Linked DNA regions of Homo sapiens: region 2 is linked to region 1. The links are chromatin loops, found by intact Hi-C in ENCODE. Cell type or tissue: ascending aorta. All regions are shown on one strand. Each heading gives the region's core, and the rest is flanking DNA. Links, peaks and the distances in the headings are about the cores only.

Region 1 (2,918 bases), core at 315-2,814:
GTTAGGGCCTTGTAATAAAATGCTCACATTGTAAGTGTTGTTTCATGCACCTTAGTCCTGTCTCCTCCAACTAAACCACAACCAACTTGAGAGCAAAGCTCAGGTTTTCTGTTTTCTTCTTACTATAAGTAAATAATAAGTTCTTCTTGACCGATTTCTTGAATTATTCCCAAATCATGTTTCTTTCTGCATTGGTATATATTATGGCAAGTTTGTATATACAGATTTAAAAGGCAAATGCAGCCAGGGGCAGTGGTGCACACCTGTAATCCTAGAATCTTGGGAGGCCAAGGCAGGTGGATCACTTGAGGTCAGGAGTTTGAGACCAGCCGGGCCAACATAGTGAAACCCCATCTCTACTAAAAATACAAAAATTATCTGGGTATGGTGGAACATGCATGTAATCCCAGCTACTCAGGTGGCTGAGGCATGAGGATCACTTGAACCCAGGAGGAGGAGGTTGCAACAGAGTGAGACTCTGTCTCAAATTAAATAAATAAATAAGGCAAATGCAAGCATACTCTCTTAAAGATAAGCTATTTTCTTTCAGTGAATGGAAGTGTTTGACAGAGAAACACCTTTGGAAGCAAACATTGAGATGTTACTGCAACATGTTCTATTTGCACTGGTGCTTATTATGCCAAGTTTACATTTAAAAAAACAAAGACTCAACTCTGGTTTGGGAGTAATTTACTGGTTCAATTACATTTAATTATTTCAAACTACTAAAATATTGAGGTCTGCTTGACAATTCAGAGATTTATATTGATTGACGGATAGCTGGTAACTGAAAACCCCAGTTGAAAACCCCAGTTTTTGAAGAGATACAGTATAAATAACTAATATAAACAAAACACAACCATTATGATAGTCAATTCGCACACCATTTAATGAAGACTTCTTTGTGAATCAAGTGCTAGATGAGACTGCAAATTTGGAGAAGATGGAAGAAAATGGAAGAGGGCCTGACCCACACCCTCAAAGTCAGGGAACTTGGTAAGTTTAGGGAGGATGGTGTGCCCAACACAGTCAAAGGATCAAACAAAGATAACAGACACAAAAGGAAATCAATCATACGAGGACAGAGTGAAAGTAAAATCTTTTGATGAAAAAATGGATGTTTGAATGTCATGAAGATACTGTAAAAAAAAAAATGGAGGAAAGAAAGCAAATGAATGGTTAGTTCACAAGCTGGCTAATTGCTGGTCTGAAGATAGTAGTCACGGCACTGTTTTGCAAACATAACAGCATCATCAGAACCAACGTGAAAGTAGGCAGTTCTGCAACCAGAGTTCCTGTGTACAAGAGCAACTAAGAAGCCCTTCCCATCAAGATTCCTCTCTGCAAACACATTCCAACACTTTATCAATTTGCTAGTTTGGCAACTCAGTGTTACAATCTGGTCAGATAAGAGATTTTCAGATCTTACAGTGAGAGGAAGAGACACATTTCCTATCCACACAGTGACACTGCCTTTCCACCCCCTGAAAACATGCTCTCTCTCTCTCTTTCTCTCTCTCTCTCTCTCACACACACACACACACACACACACACTACAACGTGTCTAAGTCATTAGCTGTTTGTGCCCTAAATGTGGAACAAGGAATTCCCCAGATGATTTTTAAATTCCAGGGCAATTACTACGTACAGTTTCAAGAGCCAGAAGGAAGAATCAATCTGCCAAGCAACGATTAGGGATGGAATTGCTTGTGCTTCAAAGTATATGCTGGATTAACTTCTAAAGTAGTTAATTACTTTCCAGATCATGCTGTGGTGTCACGTGGCCTAAAGAGAAAACTGCAGCCATCCAGACCTAAGGAGGTGGAAGTAAGGGAAGGTCACGATTTCTATCTTTTAGGCTGTGTCTGATGGGACTGGCTTAAAAGCAAAAGAATCAAAAAGCATTTTTTGTTTTAGCCAAAGCAATATTAAGTAACAGGGTTTTTAAATCTTTAAATATATTAAGTTGTTTAAATGAATCCACTGATGGTTGTTTTAAACATTATAAACTTGTAACCTAAACTGAAGCTGCTTATCAAAGATGCAGTAGCTACATTTTCTTTGCTGAACTACATTCAGATCCAAAGCACTTTTACAATGAATTCAATTTTCCTGGTGGAAAGTAGCAGAATACAGAACCCCCAAAATTCCTTCAGCTCTGAACTACCTAATAGGAGATAAAGGAAATATTGATCTAAATGAAAAGGTTGGCAACAGGGATGAGGTACAGGGCACACATACTGTTTTTCTGTCTTTCCAGGCCCAAGACAATCACCACTTATTTATCATGGCACTATTAACTCCCATCAAGCTTGGTCCTGGCTTCAGAAACCTCAACACAGTGCTTTGGGTGGCTACTACCTGAAAATGCAACTTATTTGCAACCTCTGATCTAGAAGGAATATAAACTCAGAAAAAGATAGTCTAGAAGTACACACTCATCCTCAGAGTTTGTCAATATCTGCCACAACTAGAGAAAATAACCCATGAGATATTTGGTTCATTGACACTACTAATGGTTTCAGTCTTGAGACACTTATCAAGATATTAAAGTTAAAGGGACCAAAGTCATCTTGTTCTATGCCCTCATTTTATAGATCAGGAAACTGCATCAGACTTATGTACATTATCAAAGCTTAGAACGTAGGCTTCCTGGTCTTCCTGCTCCGATGTTCGTCCATGCTGACCCTCTTCTGCTCTACTTATCATATGCTAGGCTCAACGAATCTTTATCATCTTGATTATATCATCTGTGTTCCTACATATAGACGTATGGAGTACTGTATGAAATGTTACTACATGAAAATGATTCACTAGTAAACTAGGACCTTTATCAATATGTAAAATTCAAGTCACAACCTCAAAGGTTAACTTAATGTTCAAAAAATACAAGATGTAGCTGTCTAGAGATTTTTGAA
Region 2 (2,918 bases), core at 112-2,611, 75 kb after region 1:
AATCCATGTTGTAGCTTCACAGGATGAAAGATTATTACCAAATGACTTAAGAATACTACTAACAAAATTACACACCTCATCATGGTGTAGCAACAGATCCCAGGAGACACACATGAATTAGGATAATTGGAGGACAGTTAAATACAGGCACATTTTACCACAGTAGGGAGGGTATAGGAAAACCACAAGGTGGGGAGGGTCTAGGGAAACCCTAGTGCCGTGCCCTAGGCTGCAACAGCAGGTGGTACCACCACTCAGAGGCAGGAAAGGGTGCGGGGTATGGGAAGAAATCAGTACCCAGAAACAGAGAGGCCCGCAAGAAGAGAATGAAGGGAATAAACACCGCGGCCTTCCCCTTTTCCCACTTCAGACCTGCAGGAGCACATCCCGGGCTAAACACATCTAGAAGTTAGCAGTCAATGGAGTCTGTTGACATAGCCTGTGCAGGTCGAGCTCCCGTGGCTCAGAGTAGGGCCATAAGGATAGAGAATGTGGAGAGGCAAAGGGAAAACAGTCGACACAGATGGCCTCCAGAGTTCACATGATCCAGCCCTGCCTGCTCCTCACAGCCTTTCTCCTACTAGGCTTTCCCCTATTTGCTATGTTCCTGACACTGCCATTTTCCTCTTCTTCAAACAAGTCAAGGTTGTTTCTGCCTCAGGGCTTGCACTTCTTCCCTCTGCCTAAAGTGTTCCTCCCTTTTCTACTTTCCATGGATGATGATGGGCCATTTAGATCTCAGCTCCTTAAAAAGGATTTCCATCCTAATGTTGCTTCCATCTCACCTGCCCATGGTCTATCTCACTATCCAGGTTTTACATTTAAGAGAGTAATGAAACAGTTTTATTTTAAAATGGTGATGTTTACTATATACTGGAAGTCGTATTCCTTGTAGCTATTCAAGCTTAAAGTGAAAAATCTAGATGTCAACCTTAACATTATGCAGTGGGTACCTGCTTGTATGAACCTCACTGGGAATGTGCAAACTAAGACGTGTGGACATCACTGGCAGGGCATAACCGCTCAACAGGGCCTGCTGGAAGGAATGAGTCATAGAAGGGAATGTCTCGGCTTTTCACCATGGTGATCTGCACTGCATTTCCTTCTCTACAAAGACCTATAAAGTCTCCTCCAAGGGCTTCAGAAAGATCCCACCTCCCTCTGATGGCCACACCCTGGCCCATTCTAACTCAGGTGGATATAAAGGAACCACAATTTGAAATGACTACTTTGGTTCCACCTAAGGATTGGTTTGTGTGGCAGACCAGGGTCATTTCCTTGTCTGTCAGAAGGCTCTGTCATGTTCCTTTCAGGCATCATCCACCAGGAGTGAGGTTTGAGGAGCCAAGCCTGGGTGGGAGCAATTTGAAGATTGTATTGCACTTGATAATTTATGGTGAGTGTTTGCAGCATTGTCTCATTCAGAGATGGACATGAAGCTGTTCTCAATGGCCTTCCTCCAAGTGCCATGATGTTCCTGACTTGAGCAGGCAGCCAGGATGCACCTGCACTTTCACTACCGGCCTGCAACAGGGCAGACCTCCATTCTGATCAGTGGGGCCTGTGCCACCTAGTTGTTAAGTATATTCATGATCACACCTGGTTTTTGGGACAGACACATCAGTTTTGGTTTGGAGGTCAAAGTTTTATTCCATGTTCTGCTGTTACTTGGTGGGCCACCATGCTTGTCCTCTGGTGGTGCTCTCCTAGTGACTGGGTTCAAGAGGAAATGTCATGGACATCTAGAACAGGGACCAAAGCCACACTGGACTAGAACTGGAAGCCAAGAGAACAGTTAGGACTGAGGAAACTCTCAGGGCAGCCATCTGACTCTCTCTGCCGCCCCGCTCTTCTCAGCTGCTCAGTTTCTTTTGGACCCTGGGGCCCCACGTGACTTTCTAGCTATTCCAGCTGCCTTCAGTTTTCCAATTCTCAAGAAAAAAATATGATTTACAAAGTTCATCTTTTTTTTTTTTTTTTTTGAGACAGAGTCTCGCTCTGTAGCCCAGGCTGGAGTGCAGTGGCGTGATCTTGGCTCACTGCAACCTCTGCGTCCCGGGTCCCAGTTCAAGCAATTCTCCTGCCTCAGCCTCCCGAGTAGCTGGGATTACAGGCACGTGCCACCACGCCCAGCTCACTTTTTTTTTGTATTTATGTAGAGACGGGGTTTCACCATGTTGGCCAGGCTGGTCTCGAACTCCTGACCTCATGATCCACCTGCTTCGGCCTCCCAACGTGCTGGGATTACAGGTGTGAGCCACTGCACCCAGCCATACAAAGTTCATCTTCATGAGCCAGACCAGAAGTCTGGATGGACTGCCTGACCTCTGGCCACATGTTCACAAGTGCTGTAGATGGAGGGGATGGGGTAAAATCATGGGGTATCCTATCCTATATGGCTGTTTAGAGCTGTTTCTCTCAGAAGGGGATGTGGGCAGAGCAGGCAATGGCAGGCATTCCTTTTCTAGGAATATAAGCAGTAGAGCCGATGTGCTTTGCCTGGCATAGTATAAGAAGTTTCAAGAATCCTGTCTGCCCCTAAAGTATCCTGCAGGACCTGAAGGCAGTACCTGACTTGAATTTCTGTTATTATTCACTGAAGGGCTAGTATATTTATTCATCGACTCTAGAGTCATTCAGCACCGGGGTTAGGTTCAGGTATAGGAACCCATTCCATCCCCTCCAGATCACATAGGAGCCCTTTCCCTCTTTTGGTCTGTCAAAAACAGAAATGAGGCTGGGTGCAGTGGCTCACACCTGTAATCCCAGCACTTTGGGAGGCCAAGGCGGGCAGATCACAAGGTCAGGAGTTCGAGACCAGCCTGGCCAACACAGTGAAACCCCGTCTCTACTAAAAATACAAAAATTAGCCAGGCATGGTGGCGGGTGCCTGTAGTCCCACTTACTTGGGAGGCTGA

The links. Hi-C counts contacts between places; a loop is a spot of excess contacts. Peaks named below come from ENCODE experiments on the same cell type or tissue, not always from the same donor. Only the 100,000 strongest peaks of a DNase experiment are listed, where the experiment ranks them.
Region 2: it touches region 1 in a loop (2.7-fold over the local background); 1 of 110 quality-filtered maps calls a loop at or near these places.

Annotation. Positions count from the first base shown.
Region 1 is chr14:33,988,648-33,991,565 of GRCh38, reverse strand. The region is part of intron 5 of LOC102724945 (a long non-coding RNA gene); the gene reads left to right. Among named protein-coding and RNA genes, the nearest start is that of EGLN3, 39 kb to the right of the region's middle. In ascending aorta, for the core only: no CTCF peak of the experiment used is centred there; a DNase peak (open chromatin) is centred at 1,579; H3K27ac peaks cover 1,329 bases.
Region 2 is chr14:33,913,450-33,916,367 of GRCh38, reverse strand. No RefSeq gene overlaps it. Among named protein-coding and RNA genes, the nearest start is that of EGLN3, 36 kb to the left of the region's middle. In ascending aorta, for the core only: no CTCF peak of the experiment used is centred there; a DNase peak (open chromatin) is centred at 1,057; H3K27ac peaks cover 1,487 bases.